2 separate regions of the Homo sapiens genome follow, and region 2 is linked to region 1. A link is an interaction called in ENCODE POLR2A ChIA-PET data of the cell type or tissue named here. Cell type or tissue: HCT116. All regions are shown on one strand. Each heading gives the region's core, and the rest is flanking DNA. Links, peaks and the distances in the headings are about the cores only.

Region 1 (8,340 bases), core at 328-8,327:
TAGGGCTCTTTGGAATTGGGAGCTGATCGAAAACGGGGAGGCCAATGGCCAGAGGGTCTTTGGAGGCTTGGTTGGTGAGTTCTGTAGAGGATCCTCCAGCATCAGGTTTGACAAAGTCTGAGCCAGGTTTTATTTATTTATTTATTTATTTATTTATTTATTTATTTATTTATGTTTAAACAAGTTCTCGCTCAGCCACCCACACTGGAGTGCAGTGGCACCATCTTGGCCCACTGCAACCTCCACCTCCCAGGTTCAGATGATTCTCATTCTTGTGCCTTAGCCTCCTGAGTAGCTGGGGTTACAGGCATGCTCCACCACCCCCAGCTAGTTTTTGTATTTTTAGTAGAGACGGGGTTTCACCATGTTGGCCAGGCTGGTCTTGAACTCCTGACCTCAGGTGATACGCCCGCCTCGGCCTCCCAAAGTGCTAGTATTATAGGTGTGAGCCACTGCGCCCGTGGGCCAGTTATCCTTTACGCCTCCTGGCTACCTGCAGCCTTAAGAGTTGATGACTTGGCCGGGCGCAAGATGACTTCTACCAAGGCGGGCGGATCACCTGAGGTGAGTAGTTCAAGACCAGTCTGGCCAACATGGTGAAACCCCATCTCTGCTAAAATACAAAAATTATCTGGGCATGGTGGCGGGTGTCTGTAATCCCAGCTACTTGGGAGGCTGAGGCAGGAGAATCACTTGAATCCAGTAGACGGTGGTTGCAGTGAGCCACAATTAGGCCACTGCACTCCAGCCTGGGTGGCTGAATGAGACTCCATCTCATAAAAAAATAAAAGAGTTGATGACTTAAGACCTACCTTGCTGCTGCTTCTTTTCTAGCCTTCTACCAAGAATAGGTGCTGAATTTTCCACTCTGATCTCCCCTTTTCCCCTCAGGGGTAAATGCTATCTCACTGAAGTAGATGTCTCAGCATCCGTGAGTTAGTGGCACCAACTCTGCCTCTTAAGCCAGAAATCCTGGGTTCGATACTTGGCTCTGTCACTTTCTGGTTTGTGCCTGTAAGTATAGCCATTCCTTCTGTGCCTGTCAATGCAATGGAGATAATATTGGAAATAACATCTGCTTCTTGTGATCATGGAGATTAAAATAACATATGTGAGAGGGCTTGGCACATTCTCTGTCCCTGATGTTCCGATACTAAACAGGAACTCAACAAATGCTGGTTCCCACCCTCCTTCCTTCCCCTCTTATGGAAGGGCATTGCTTTAGATTTCAGATTCAGAAAAGGAGGGTTGAATCTGAACTGAGTTTTAGGTTTCCCATCTATAAAATGAGAAAAGAAAAAGACATTTACACTGAGTTTGTTAGTAATCAGCCATCAGCCATTGGACTTGGCACTCTACTATATTAGGATTATTATATCTAATCCTCCCCACAACTTGGTAGGAGAGGCATTATCACCACTGCCTCACAGAGGAGGAAACTGAGGCTCAAGGAGGTGAAGAAACTTGCTCGAGGTTATGGGCTAAGGGTCAGAACTGGCTTCAAACCCAAGTCTCTCCAACCCAAAGCTTTCGCTTTTTTCTCTAAGATGCCACTACTGCTGCCATTATCACCACTACCACTGCGTGTTCTGTGCTGGTCTTGCCTTCTTCCCTTGTCCTCTGAGGCCACTGGACCCAATCGATGTGTATTTTTAGTGACTTTGAGTTTATTAACAAAAAGGAAACAAACATGTTGTAAAATAAGTTTATGACTTGAAGCATGCAAAATGGCAGAGGGTTACCCTTTTAGAGGATGATAATTTATAGTCACCTCCACCAACTCCAACCACCCATCCCCACTGGACCATGAACTTGGGTTGTCTTTTGCCCTCCACTTCACAGAGAAGGGGCTGATCAAAGGAGGGGCTGTCATTGCACTAGCTCTCGCCCTCCCCCTGTGGGTGAGTCAGCTCTGCCCAAGCTGGTAGAGTCAGGAAATAGTTCAGGTACCTCGAAAACAACTGTTTAAAGTGTCTGGGGGAAAATAAAGTGTTTTGGGGATGTCCCCAAGCCCCACTTGGCTTGGATAGCAAAGCTAGGGTGTCCTTTCCTTGCCTTTCCAACTCTTGGTCAAAATATGCTTCCTTGGGATGACTTAGAAGAGACTTGTTTGGGAATCACTTTTCTTTAACTTCCAGAATTCCTAACTAGGGTGCCTGAAGCAAGAGCTGGGTCTGGGAAATGACGCAGCTCCATGAGGAATGATGGAAACTATGCGAGCTGCTTTTAATAGCATCAAATATGGCACAGCACAGTCCTCCTTCTCCCTAGCCCCCACGTGCTGGTAGCCTGGCCCACATGCTCTGTGGCCCAGACTGAAAAGCCAGTGGTTGTCTCTTCAGGGCGGCTGTGGACCTGAATGTATGCGGGACACAACGTAGGAGGTTCAGGCATTAATCTCCAGTCTGTCCCATGAAAGACCCAAATGTAATTTTCTGGCCCAAGAAAATGAACCTTTGGCTTCTTTTTCTATCAGTGTAGAGGAGAGCACGGAGCTTGGGACTCAGCATGAGAAGATGTGGTCCTAGTCGCATCTGTCACATGCTGGCCGTGTCTCCCCTCTCTCTGAGCCTCCTTTTCTTCCGCACAGCTCCTCACAACGCTTGCAGCGCTAAAGGATGATGATTCCCAAATCATGTTTGCAATCACGAATTTCTCAGCCATGGCAGGGCTCTGTCTCAATCTATAGCAGACCTCTCTGGAGCAAAGTTAGGGACGGAGGAGGTAGAACTTCTTTCTCTATTTATCTTACATTTTAAACTTATTCTAATACTTTTCAAATATCGAATGTCTATATTTGTATAGTAGTACATATGTATAATTTGTAAATCAATTTGTAAATAAGATATTGGTAGCTTGTGCTTTAAGGTTTCTTTGTTTGTTTGAGATGGAGTCTTGCTCTGTTGCCCAGGCTGGAGTGCAGTGGCACCATCTCGGCTCACTGCAACCTCTGCCTCCCAGGTTCCAGCGAGTCTCATGCCTTAGCCTCCTGGGTAGCTGGGACTACAGATGCACACCACCACGCCCAGCGAATTTTTAAATTTTTAGTAGAGATGGGGTTTCACCATGTTGGCCAGGCTGGTCTGGAACTCCTGGCCTCACATGATCCACCTGCCTCGGCCTCCCAAAGTCCTGGGATTACAGGTGTGAGCTACTTCGTCCAGCCTTAAGGCTTTTTGCTGAAGGGAGGTGAGATTTAAAAATGTATGGAGACCACAGGGGGATGGGGAAGTCAACATGAGGCTCTGCTCACAGGCTGGGACCTCTGCCATTCCTGTCATGCCCTGGGCTCTCCACCGTCCTCCCAGAGGTGGATCACCAGAGCTCTGGGTGGAGAGGCCAGGCCCAGGAGTGGAAAGAGAAGAGGCCTGGAGCTTCACTCCTCATTAGATGCCTGCCTAATCTCTGTGAGCCTGTCTCTCCACGTTAATTAGGGGCAATAAAATACTCCTTATCTTTCAAGGTTATAGAAAAGATTAAATGAGACGATAGAGATGAAACGTGTGCTCAGTTCAAGTTGTTCCCCTTCCCCCCACATAATTTGCCTGTCTGCACGGGACTCATTTTAGATGTCTAAAAGAGTGAGATTTTTCTTTTCTGGGAAATTCTGTTTATTGACTTTATTGCGTCTCCTGTCTCACAGTTAAGCCTCCTTTACCAGACGCCAAAGTCCAGATCTACGTGCGGTTAGGTGCACAAGGCCAGCGGCAGGAGAGTGACGCTGGGGAATTCCTGCCTGGTCCTCCCAGCCCTCTGAGCGCCCCCCACTGCCAGGGGTTTGGGGCTCATCCAGGACACAGGACAGCATTCAAGGACACTTAGAAAAGAATGTGCCTCCAGCAGGTCAGCCAGCCATCCTCACTAGTGCCCCCAGGAAGGGATGGCTTGAGCTTTGCTGCCTCCTTCCAAGTCTGTTGCCACACTCGGTGACACTGGGATACATCTATTGTCAAAAGAAAGTCCCAGCTTTGTTGCTGTGTTTTTGGAGGCCTTGGGCAAGTCCCTCTATCTTTTTTGGCTTCAACATCCTCTGTTATAAAAAGGGATGAGTAATATCTGTGTTGCCAACCTCCTGGCCTTGGTCCACAGGCCAAATGAGATGCTTCTGAATGAAAATACGTAGTAAGAAGTGAAAAGGATTGCGATGAGTAAGCTTCTTGTTGGTCCAATCAGTGCCAGTCCATGCTCATTTCTTCTCGAAAAGACCCACTGATTTTTATAGGGTAAGGAGGGGGAATGATTGGCAAGGCACTGACCAATCCCATTAGCTCTGAGAGGGGGATGATTTAGCATCACCTGCCTTATCAATCTCCCTGCCCCGCCTGCATCCTCGGCTTTTGGGGAGGTCAATTTCCGGCACACACAGAAAAGCCTGTGGCTGTGGCCGGGAACAATTGGCCACAGTGCTCCTCTCGTGTTGATCCTTTCATTTCCTCCTGCCGGGGACAGCGGTTCTAAGTTTCGCGCTACTCTTTTGGACTAATCGTTTACAACAGGCCTGAGCACTCAGCCCCTCTCTCACTTTTGCTGTCCAGCTACTGCTCTGTATGGCAAGGTCGCTAATTGGGACGTGATCCTGGCCAAATGGCAAGAGAGATTCAAGGAACCGGTTCCCTGGACCTCAAATATCCTGCCCCCAACTTTACAGCTCAGGCGGCCACGGAGGAAGCGTGAGTCATACTTGAGAGGTGAGGCCGCGGCTTAGGAAAGGCTTCGGCAATGACATTTTTCACGCTTTTAATAAACCCCTGTATTATTAGAACTTGCCAAAGCTGAATTTAATGAAAGTCTTAGGCCCTAAGGCCTGAATTTTTCTTTTGTATCGCAAAATGAAACCAACTGGTTCAATTCAAATTAACCCCAGAAAATGTGAGGGCTTTATATTTCTTTCTTTCCCCCCGCCTTTCTTCTCTCTCTCTTTCTCTGCTCTCTCATTTTGAAATTTTGCTGTGATTACAATCTCTTGGAAGAAAAGGAAATGTACAGGAGGAAGAAGAAATCAAACATGAGAAATATATTCAGATAGTTACAACTTTCTCTATGGGACTCCTTAAGCAGAGTTACCCATCACTGATACAAGTTCATATGAGAATTTTTTAAAGGAAGAGAATGAAAAGGCAAAAAATAAAGAGGTCCTCTCAAATTGTACCAGAGACACAATAGGATTTAACATTCAATTTTATGAAAGCTCCTTCAATTAGACCTGCTAAGCATCAGTCTTGTGCAATACTGGTGCCCCCCAAACAAACAAACAACCATTTCAGAAATAATAAAATGACACGTTCTTTATTTTTCAGATTTCTGAGGCTTAGCCCTTGGAAACTACCCTGGGGGGGCGATATTAGGGGTGGTAAAGTAATGTGCCACTGGGCACCTGGCCTTCAACTATTCAGAAGCTACGGTGGCAGGAAATAGCTCAGCGGCAGCTTCCGTGTTTGCAGGAGCTAATGAAAAGACATCTTTTTTCCCCCTCACAGCTACGTTCATAAACAAATGTTCACTATCCAACCTTCACTCCCATTTGGCACATAGTTCCCAATAGAGCAGGCCTTCAAATGCCTCCTTGTCCTTTATGGAGCAGAAAGGTACAAGGGCTCAGCCTTCAAGGCCTTCCCCGCGGGCCTTCCTGAAGGCAGGTCAGTCAGCCTCAGGGGGCACACGACCCCCACTGGAGCTACTGGACTAGAAAGTTACCCAAGATGTGGGGAGGGAAACGACTGTAGATACCCTGCCTTCAGCATCTAGAGGCAGGCAGTCGAAGGGGGCTGGGAAAAAACCCAGGCCCAGAGCTGCCTTTGTCTTGGCTGATTCCTCCTTTTGGGAATCAGGCTCAGCTCCGATTCCTGCAGGGAAGTCCCTGCTTGGCATCAAGGCTGGCCTCAGGCATAAGATCCTAATTATTTGAATGGTATTTGTTTTCATAGCTCTTTTTTTTTTAAAAAATGTGTCCAGGTCGATGGCATTTTAATGCCTTATTAAACAGGGGTTTTACAGCAGTCTGTCTGTTCAGTCTCTGGGCCCATGCCTGCACTTTGTGTGCAGGGATTTTATCTTTCCTGCTGGCCGAAAATATTTTCCGAATTCCCTATAAAAGTTTTCGAGATTTCCTAAGACAAATAGAGCTCCACCAGCTCTAAAATGACCTTGATGCCGTCGGAATTATATTCAGACACAGGCTTTCTCCCCTGTTTACACAAAGAACTGAACCTCACTTGTACTCATGAACTGCCGTTATGAGGACACCAAATTTGCTCCACAAATGTGCTGGTGCATAAAAACACAACTGTACCTGGGATGGCTCACCAGAGTCCCATACTTTACTGGTTTCTTCCATCCTCTCAGATGGCCGCCTTGGCTTTGAAGGCAGCATCAATAAAGCCTGTCCTGGATGCAGTTTCCATAAGAGTGGGCAGCAGCTCCCAGCTGAGGGAGCAGCCAGGCCTGTAGTGGGAACATGGCTGTCGTGAAGACCACAGAACCCACCCCTTTTGTTTACTTGCAAGTGTTTAAACCTTTGTGAAAATGAAGTCTTTTCAGAAAGAAGCTGGATTTAGAAAATATTACCATAAGCCACAAGTCAGGCTACTTAGTGTTATGGAAAAAACCTAGAACAGACATGGGTTCAAATCTCCTTTCTGACATGCTGTAGGGTGTGATCTTGGGCAAAATAAAAATAAAAAATAGTACCAGGTTCTTTATTTTAAAAAATGGGGAAAATTATATATGTATATGTCTCAGGGTAGTTGTGAGAATCGATATGAAGTAACGTGGCTGGGCGCGGTGGCTCATGCCTGTAATCCCGGCACTTTGAAAGGCCGAGGCAGGTGGATCACCTGAGATCAGGAGTTCGAGACCAGCCTGGCCAACGTGGTGAAACCCCATCTCTACTAAAAATACAAAAATTAGCTGGGCTTGGTGGTGGGCACCTGTAATCCCAGCTACTTGGGAGGCTGAGGCAGGAGAATCACTTGAACCTGGGAGACGGAAGCTGCAGTGAGCCGAGATTGTGCCGCTGCACTCCAGCCTGGGCAACAGAGTGAGACTCCGTCTCAAAAAAAAAAGAAAAAGAAAAAGAAAAAGAAAAAGAAATGAAGTAACGTATATAAAGCACAGAGGGCAATGACTGGCAAGAGTAATTGTAAATAGTAGCTACTATCTCCATTTCCTGAGGGTCCTTAGGACTCAGATGAGCAGAAGCACAGCCACTGTGTGTCCTGAGGCTTTGATAAAGATTCTGGAGGTGGGAGGGGAAAGGAGGTCTCAGAGACTGAGTGTCAACTCTGGGCCAGATACAGTGGTAGGCGGTGAAACTAGAATTTAAATTCCAATCTGACTCCAAGATCTGCAAGGGCTGGTTCCACTATGCAGATTGGGGAAAGTGTTGAAATTAAACATGGGGAATTATGTCAGCTGCCTGCAACACAGCCTAAGCCTGAACCAGGCCAGATGGGGCTCATTTTGTGTAGGTAGCATTAAAAAAAAAACCCTCCAATAGTAACTGTGTAGCCACCAGGAAGCTCCCTCTGAATTTCTATTTTGCTAGGTCATTTTTCAGCATTACCCTTTTGGTGGTATTTCACTAAAAATGCCACATTTAGTATTTAAGACAGACAGACAAATACCCTGGGAAGGAGTTTGTAGGGATGTCCAGCCCATTCAGAACATTCCTGCTTATTCCATGTCTGCTGGTGTTAAGCACGTCACAACCAAAGATGGAGGGTTGTCTGATGGCCGCAGTACAAAAGGACAATTAACCAGGGGTCATGTTTATGCTTCTATGGTTAGAACCAGTCATTTATTTAACTAAGACTTTCCACTTTCATGGAATCAATGAATACTCTGAATTTCAAGGACAATTGTATGTTTCATTCCTTGAAACTCTATTTGATTCTTTTTCAAGTCAGCTTAGTCTTAAAAATTATTGCTTTTTCTGATGTTCACAATCTCTTCTTTTTTGTATTTAATTATCTTAAACAATTTTAAAATAATCTCTAGATGATAATTCTGTTATCTGAGGTTCTTGTGGGGAGGGGTGACTAATCTAACTGCCATTTATTGGGTCTACTGATATTTCACAACAGATATTTATCTTTTATTGTTTTATAATTTTATGAGAATTCATCCTAAGCTAGGCTTTATCTCCTGTCAGATTCCTTCAGAAAAGTTTTGCTTGCTTTTGAAGACTAACCTTTTATGTTGATTTTTAGTTCGGAGATTTTTAGACTATGCAGGAAGTATAAATTCAGACGCCAAAGCCAACAGAGGACAAAATTTCTTTGTCTTATGCTGAGCGAGAGGGTTTTTTTTATTTTGATTTTTTATTTTTATTTGAGACAGTCT
Region 2 (8,340 bases), core at 259-8,258, 87 kb after region 1:
GTTTTGCGAGATATTTTGTAATTAATCTCATAATGAAGAAAATTGGACAGAGAGGTGTTAAGGAGAGTTATGGAAGAGATCAAACAGCAGCCACATCTCCTTCCAAATTCCATTGTGCCTCATGAAATCTCAAGAGAGTTTCAGAAATCAGCCATGTGATTGAGCCATGAAATGAACAGGATCGTGCTCTGTTAGAGAGTGTAAGCTGAAACAATCGTCCTGGAAAACGCACAATTTCTATCAAGAGCCTTTAAAATGTTCTTATAAAATAATCTAATAATTCTATCTCTGGTAGCCAATTATATAAATGTAAACCAAGATGCAGAGACACAAGTTTGCAGAGAAGTGTTCATTGCAGTAGTACTCATGATAAAGTGATAAACATCAACAAGGGAATAGCTAACAATACCATAGTATATTCATTTGATAATTACCACTGTAGGCTAATAAAAGGAAATTAAGAAGAATTTAACACCAAACATTTTTTATGTGACAATGTGAAGTTTAAAAAGCAGAATATAGGATTGTATATATGGTATGTTTTTTAAAAACGTAAAAACCCATGCACAGAAAAATATGTTGGTTGTCTTTGGGGCATAAAAATATGGGTGGTTTTTCTTATATTATGCATGTTTTTAATGAAAAAATATGTATTGCTTTTATAGTAGAAAAATCTCTAATAAATATTATTAAAAATAATAAATACTGTTAAAACAAACATAATATGAGCTAATTGATCAAAAACAAATCCAGAAAATATAATTAGAATCTACCATTGGAATAAAGTATGTAAGGGCTTTGGCTTCCGATGCCCTAACATTACATCACGTTATCCAATGCCATAATTTCTGATGTTGTTGCCAAGTGCTTTTTTTTTTTTTACAGAATCACACATAATTAGTAGCTAACTATATATATCGTTCTTTGAGAGTCTAAAGAATATCATTCACTCTAGAGCTTGTAAATATTTCATTCAATTGATTTGCTTGATCAGACCACACCAATTAAAAGCAAACTGCATATGTCTCCCAAACTCAGTTCAGGGGAAGGGGCTCCTCTAGTTGCCTCCTGTGAGGTTTCCTAATTTAAGTCAGTCCCTGTTTTACTACACATGGTGAAGTCGTGTTATCTCTTTGGACTATACCATCATCTAAACTCACACAAAAGCACGAGGGGCTGTAATCCCTCATTCCACAAAACCCCAAGTTAACCAAAGTTGTCACACATAGATCTGGAAAGATGGCAAACTCTTTAAAGATAATAGCAACTGTCTAAAAGGATAACAAAACATTGTTTTGAGCAAAACGAAACAAAACAAAAACAAAAAGCCAGGTCCTAGTGAACTATTAAGAGGAAATTTTCATTTAAAGATGAGACTTTGTGAAGGGAGATTTCAAAATTCCTGAGTCCCACCTCTAGAGAAATTTCCCCCTGTTGCTTATACTTTGAAATAAAAAGGCCACTAGAAGAACCCTGTCTTCTTCTGTCAGCGTGATTCACGTTCCAGCATTTGCAATGAAGATGAGCCTTTCCTGACTAGATCTCAGGAAGACAACCATGAAGGCAAACTGACAACCTGTGCTTCTGCTGTCAGAGATCTGCACATCAATCAATAAGACTCCATATGGCATCTGTTTTCAGTGATCATGTCACTTACCATCAACATCACATTAAATCCTTGCGGTAAAAATGGGTTCTTTCCCCCATATTCACAAGCGAGTGATCTCTGATTTCATCCCCAGGCCTCTCGCTTGGGGAAGAGAGCACAGTGCAACAGTGTCTCCTGCCGCCTGTTAGCGTGGTGACACGCGTGCATGGGAGGGGCTCTCCCTCCTGAAAAGGAATGAAGACTTAATCCTCCACCAGACTTGACTTCATTCCAGTGTGTACTTTCTCTACATTCAAATAAAATGGGCTTTGAATTTCACATTGCTCATTTCTAAGTGTAAGAATATCATTATCTCTGGTTTTAGAGCTCTTCTATTATTTAGCAACTTCTCATATCCTTTTGATGTTTCACATGTTCACTCCCATACTGGCCCACTCATCACTCCTGCCCTCCCCTCAAAAAAAGCAATACAAGATAGCTAGTTAAACCTGGAGTACACTTATATCAACAGAAGAGTCCAAATTTAAATGCCAGAGAGAAAATGACTGGTGTCAGGATATAACCTCATGGTTTTACAGGTTTTGGCATAGTGTTCAGGGGGAAGTCATGCTGGAGGGGTGCCACTGAACCCCTCCAGTACAAGTTGGTCTTTTAGTATTATTTCAGATCCTCGATGGAAGAAAAATGCATGTCTGGGAGCAATCACACTCAAGCATACATCTTCCTGTCATGCAATTTTGTGAATCCAAAGTGATAAAAAGAAGTTGTGACTTTTGACATTACTGAATAAATCCCGAGGTACTGTTTGAATCAATCAGGTTACTTCTTCCTCTGAAATAAATTCAGTATGTTTACACTCTTACCATATGTCAAAAGAATGCATTTGGAAATCTCATGAATTAGCTCACTTATTTAAAAAAAAAAAAAAAAAGCAGGGTAGGGAGAACTCATGTAGAAAACTGCATCATGTTTGCCCACCCCCTCCACATTTCTGGTCATTCTCTAAGATTTGCCCCTGGGGAATGCCTGGCTTTTATTGTCTCTTGTTTGGGGAATATTTGACAAGCAAGATTGCACCCATCTTAGATGCTAACGAAATGGCCTTTGAGTGCAGGGATAGTTAATGTTACGTATGTGTTCAGAGTTACCTAAGGAAGAGCAACTCCCTCCCCTAGTCTCAAACCAGCTACAGTGCTGAGGTCGTATGGATGCAAGATGAAATCATAGTCTGTTAACGCCTCCCATTACTTAAGAAGCAAAATAGCCCATTGCTCTAAGATTGATCTGGCTTTCTACCTCTCTACTCTGATCTGTAGCAATTATTGTTTATTTTGGCCTGTAATCACATCCAATCTTGAATTCTTCCCTAATTGTTCCAGAAGTACCTCTCTTGCCTCTGGAACAGGACTAACTTATTTAAGGATATCTTAAACTTGCCACAGTCCCTCCAGCCCAGTGTACCCTCATTAAAATGACTTGAAATTTCTCTCTTTGTCTTAGAAATCTCAGTGACAACACACACATTTTAAAAAGTGTTGTAAGAATCAATTCATTAATATTTGTGCAGCACTTCAGAAATTTAAAGCCCCAAGCATTGTAGTTGGATAGCAACTTAGTAAGATAATTAGCCAACCACTTCTAACTTGAAACTGTGTAAGTATGGACATGTTTTACCTCTGAGTATTTTATTCTTTCTTCCTTTTATTGGCTTAAGCATAATACTACACATTCTGATGACTCAATTTGAGTGAAAGAAAAAGAGGCGTTTTTAGTTTGAATAAGAATTACCTTACCATTTAGCAGCATTATTTTCTTTCGGTATACAGAATGTTTTTCATTTTCATCCACAATTTTTAATGCCCTGAGCAGAAAGACTATTAAAGGTAAACACCTGAACTTATCCTCTAGTTTAGGAAGGCATTTGATCACGAGTTTTGTTTTGCATTTGAACCAGGACACTCTTTAACCTGACAACCCCTCCTAGAGTGGAAAGAGACTACTATTGATTTTTCTTATACACAGTTAAACTTTCCATTATGTGTCCTATTAATAATTATATTTGCTTTTGTGGTGTGTACTGGCTCCTGACCTCTGAGCTCAGACCATTATAATCTTCTCTAAATACATAACCTTTGAGATCCATTCCCCAAAGACCTGCTGGGAGAGATTTCCTGCCATTTTTCTAACATTCCAGGACCCAAGCATACAGTGAAAATATAAATTTGTTTTAAAGCAAAAATTAGAATAAAATAATAATTAGAAGCCAGCTAAAATTCATAAAATGTTTAAATGCATTTACTAATCATTTTTTTTCTGGCAAGATGTGGTGTTAAAGCCATAAATAACTCTTAGCCTAAACTGTTTTGAAGACAAGAAAGCAACAAATAAGTGAAATAATAACTTCAAATCAATAATAGAAAACAATAGAAAAAATCATTTGAAATAAAGGATTATTTTTTAAATAAAAAGTTATTAAATTTCATTTACTTTGCTGAGTACTATCATTAATATTACTCTTAGGGGAGAGTTCATTTCATTTTTGCATCCTCAATGCTTAACAAAATGCCTACAACAATGAAGGCACTCAATAAATATTTAACAAATGAGTGAGAGAATAAATGAATGAATGGCTAAATGGCCAACATTTGCTTACCACTGATGTTCAGTTTACAGATGTATTTGAAACAAATATCTGGAAGGCAAACAAATAATCAGAAACCAAACATCTTTAACCTGGATTCCTTGAAACTAACCTTAGAATTCATTTGAGAATAAGGATTTGAGAGCAGGCTCAGTTGAAGAAGTTATTGTGCAAGAGAGAAAAAGGCAGAATCTCAGGTATTTGGATGTCTCTAAGTAGATCCTTAGAGAGGTTAAAGTTGGTGGACTTTATTGCCAATAATACTTAACTTTTTGTTCTGAATAATTTCTAATATTATTTCACAAACTTCATTCAGGTCTATATTTATGCAAATAATATTTACAGGTAAAGGATCATATTATTTTTCTGAAGTGTATTTAATTTTTAAAATAATAGCCACAGGGGAAGCTGATCTTGCTGAGAGAGAACACATTTGGACTTCTTATTGGGATCAGGGTCAAGAATATGCCCAGAAGTGTGTTCATTGAGGGCAATACAGAAAATATTGGCATATGTTATCCATTTGGGAACAACTATACGTATCTGCATTGACATCGAGCAATTTGTTAGACCCAGAGGCAAGATTCTAAATGATGTACTACAAACAAGGCAAAAATAAGAAAACGGTTTAAAAAGCACATCATTAGATTCAGAATACATATACTACACCCAGCTAGTTCAAACAGAAAACACACCACCTTGTGGAATGAAAGATAAATGCTTTACTATGTTCTGCCACTTATGAATGATGTCATCACTGTGATTACATGAAGAAGAAACTTCTTAGCTCCAGATGGTCACCATTCCCTGTCTCTGGTAGCCCTGGTATTCATAAGTAAGTATAATTTTTGTTGAATTCAATTGTATAAAAACACACTGCCTTTTTTCACTGATATGAGTGGATGAGCACACTGTTTTATTACTCTCTCAGCCTTCATTAATGGTTTTTCTATAGAATTTATTGTTTTAGTATAGTAATCACTAGCTTTGCCTAGATAATAAGAATAGGCTTTTAAACTTTTTTTAGAGAGAGACAGGCTCTTGCTCTGTTGCCCAGGCTGGAGTGCAGTGACATGTTCACAGCTCATTGCAACCTTGAACTCCTGGGCTCAAGCGATCCTCCTGCCTAAGCCTCCCAAACAGCTGGGAGTACAGGCACGTGCTACCAGTCCCCATCTCCAACAATGGGGAATACATTTCAACATGAGATTTGGAAGGGACAAACATCCAAACCATATCACCCAGATAATTTTTTTATTTTTATTTTTTGTAACAATGGGGTCTCGCTGTGTTGCCCAGGCTGCTCTTGAACTCCTGGCCTCAAGTGATCCTCATGCCTCGGCCTCCCAAAGTGCTGGGATTATAGGCTTGAGCCACTGTGCATGGCCCAGAATAGACTTTTAGAAACCTCTTTTCTATTAGTTTCCAAGAGGGGTCAGAGATTTTTTTTTTTATGTTTATTAAACTTTATGGCATTCAAACAAAGACACTGTTTTTACTTCCTACATGTGTGATGTTAGGTACCAACTAATTAATGTGGAAAGAAAAGAGTCGTAATTCCTGTCTGTTAATGTTCATATACTAAATACATAACTCAAGCCTAACTATTCCCAAGATACTATAGAGTTTAGAAACCATGTGGTTCAACACCTTCATTTTTAAAATTAGGAAATTGAGGCCTAGAAAGGTTAAGCAAATCATCTAAAATTACACTATCAGTAAATGGTTAAGCCCAGATCCCAGGCCTTCTACATAGCCTAGTGCATTTTCTACCGTATGACACAATATTGCTTAGAAGTTGAGTGAATTTTACATGAACTTGCCAAACAGTAAAATTCATTATGTTTAGCAACTATGCTACTTACTCAAAAGCTACCAATCCCTCATTATTTTTATATTTCACATCTTAAAAATGATGCTGAAGTTTCACTCTGATGAAAATAAAGCTATTTTATCCACTTCCTAAATGTGATATTTAAAAAACATGCATTTTACTTTGAGATTTGCTTTGTTGTATACATATTTTTAAAACTAAGATAATGGAAACACTTCTGATTTTTCCATTAGCTATAAAAGCAATGTATTTGCTTCAAGATGAGAAAACAATGTATGTATTTAATCTGTTGCACATAAGAATTCTGCCAGACACTTGACTGGTCCACATTACATGAGTTTGATGACAGCTATCTTGCAATTTCTAATTGAGGGAGCTTTAAGTAATGTGCTAAAGCCATGTTCAGCGTGTGTAGCAATGAAGAAGCCCAGATACTAGAGAGAAATTGTTCACTGGAGCTGTTAATAGAACCCAAATTCCAGTTTGTAAGGCTGCCAGCTGCAACCCACTTGTGATAAACCATATGAAAAGGAACAGATGAACAGATGAATCTGATACAAATGATTTATATGAGAACGCAGAAATCTGCTATTGAAAGTTCACACTAGCTGATTTAAAACAAAAACAACAAATACATCTGTCTATCCTTTTTGCACTATTACATTAAAATAAGAACAGGCAACCTAAGCAAAAACTTGTCAGTATCCTAAAAATATGTAACGTTGAGCACATTTATTAATAACTTCCTTCTTTTGAAAGTTTTTTAAATGGAATTAGAATACCATTTGTATCGTTTCCTTTATTTAAAAATGGGTGCAAAATTCAGAAAAAGCATTTATTGTAATAATTCATAGATGGCAAACAAAATGTTCTATATTCCTAGATGAGTCTTATAAGAAAATATTAGGCCAGGTGTGGCGGCTCACGCCTTTAATCCCAGCACTTTGGGAGGCCGAGGCAGGCAGATCACCTGAGGTCTGGAGTTCAAGACCAGCCTGACCAATATGGAGAAACCCCATCTCTACTAATAATACAAAATTAGCTGGGCATTGTGGTGCATGCCTGTAATCCCAGCTACTTGGGAGGCTGAGGCAGGAGAATTGCTTGAACCCAGGAGGAAGAAGTTGCGGTGAGCCAAGATCACGCCATTGCACTCCAGCTTGGGCAACAAGAGTGAAACTCCATTTCAAAAAAAAAAAAAGAAAGAAAAAAGAAAATATTAATTCAAGCACACTAGGTTTCTCTTTTTTTTAAAGTACATATTTGTCAGCGAGGAAAAGAAATGATCATATCAAGTTACTAAAGTTGACTTGGACTAATCTATGTTTTCATTTAACTCATACTTTTTTTTTTTAAGCTGTGGACAATTTAAAGCAAGAATTTTCAATCTATGGATTTTGACCCATTTATTGGGTTCTGACTAGAATTTTAAAAATTGAAATAGATATAACGGCAAAGGTACATTTGACACAGTGAAGATAGCAACTTTGGGTCTTAAGATCAAATGTATTTCTTAATGTGAATCATGGTTAAAAGTTCAAAAAACGATGATTTAGAGTAAAACAAGTATAAAAATCATTGCTAGTTTTCTTCAACATTTTGTGCATGTTTCTCTTCTTGGGTTTCTTTCTTGATAATCCTTAGCCCTTTTATAACTAATTATCACATCCTGGAATTTATTTTCCACACTTAAAGCTTTACAGATGTAAGGAAGAAATGTGTAGACTAACAGACAACGAAGAAATATGTGGCCAAATCTCCCTAGAAATCAATTTATTTTTAGTAAATCGCTAGGAGTCAAGACATCTAAATATCTTTTCTATAATTGTCATAAGACCTTGTACAAGTCCTGTTCTGATTATTTCCCTGGTGTATTTGGTGAGAATAATTATTCCTGCTACTAAATCACTTTGCAGAAACCTTGGAAAATTAGTATTAGTAGACTAATCATATTGTAAGCTGCTCTGACCAAAATATCGGATAAATACATGGATAAAAAGAGGCCTGCTAACATACCAATTTGAGGCTCCTAATAATTCTCCTCTTTGCATGTTTTCTTTATTTTTATTTTTACTTTTTTTTTTTTTTTGAAACAAGGTCTTGCTCTGTCACTCAGGCTGGAGCGCAGTGGTACAATCAAAGCTCACTGCAGCCTTGACCTCCCAGCCTCAAGCAATCCTCCCATCTCAGCCTCCCAAGTAGCTGGTACTACAGGTGCATGCCACCACCCCCGTCCAATTTTTATATTTTTTGTAG

What was found. ChIA-PET counts read pairs that join two places held together with the same protein. Peaks named below come from ENCODE experiments on the same cell type or tissue, not always from the same donor. Only the 100,000 strongest peaks of a DNase experiment are listed, where the experiment ranks them.
Region 2: POLR2A ChIA-PET joins it to region 1 with 9 read pairs; 2 of 35 experiments call an interaction of 5 or more read pairs at or near these places.

What each region holds. Positions count from the first base shown.
Region 1 is chr17:61,491,083-61,499,422 of GRCh38, forward strand. No RefSeq gene overlaps it. Among named protein-coding and RNA genes, the nearest start is that of TBX4, 43 kb to the left of the region's middle. In HCT116, for the core only: a CTCF peak has its summit at 1,904; DNase peaks (open chromatin) are centred at 4,339 and 4,619; H3K4me3 peaks cover 2,569 bases; H3K27ac peaks cover 6,552 bases.
Region 2 is chr17:61,578,485-61,586,824 of GRCh38, forward strand. No RefSeq gene overlaps it. Among named protein-coding and RNA genes, the nearest start is that of NACA2, 8.6 kb to the right of the region's middle. In HCT116, for the core only: a CTCF peak has its summit at 4,970; a DNase peak (open chromatin) is centred at 4,977; H3K27ac peaks cover 2,440 bases.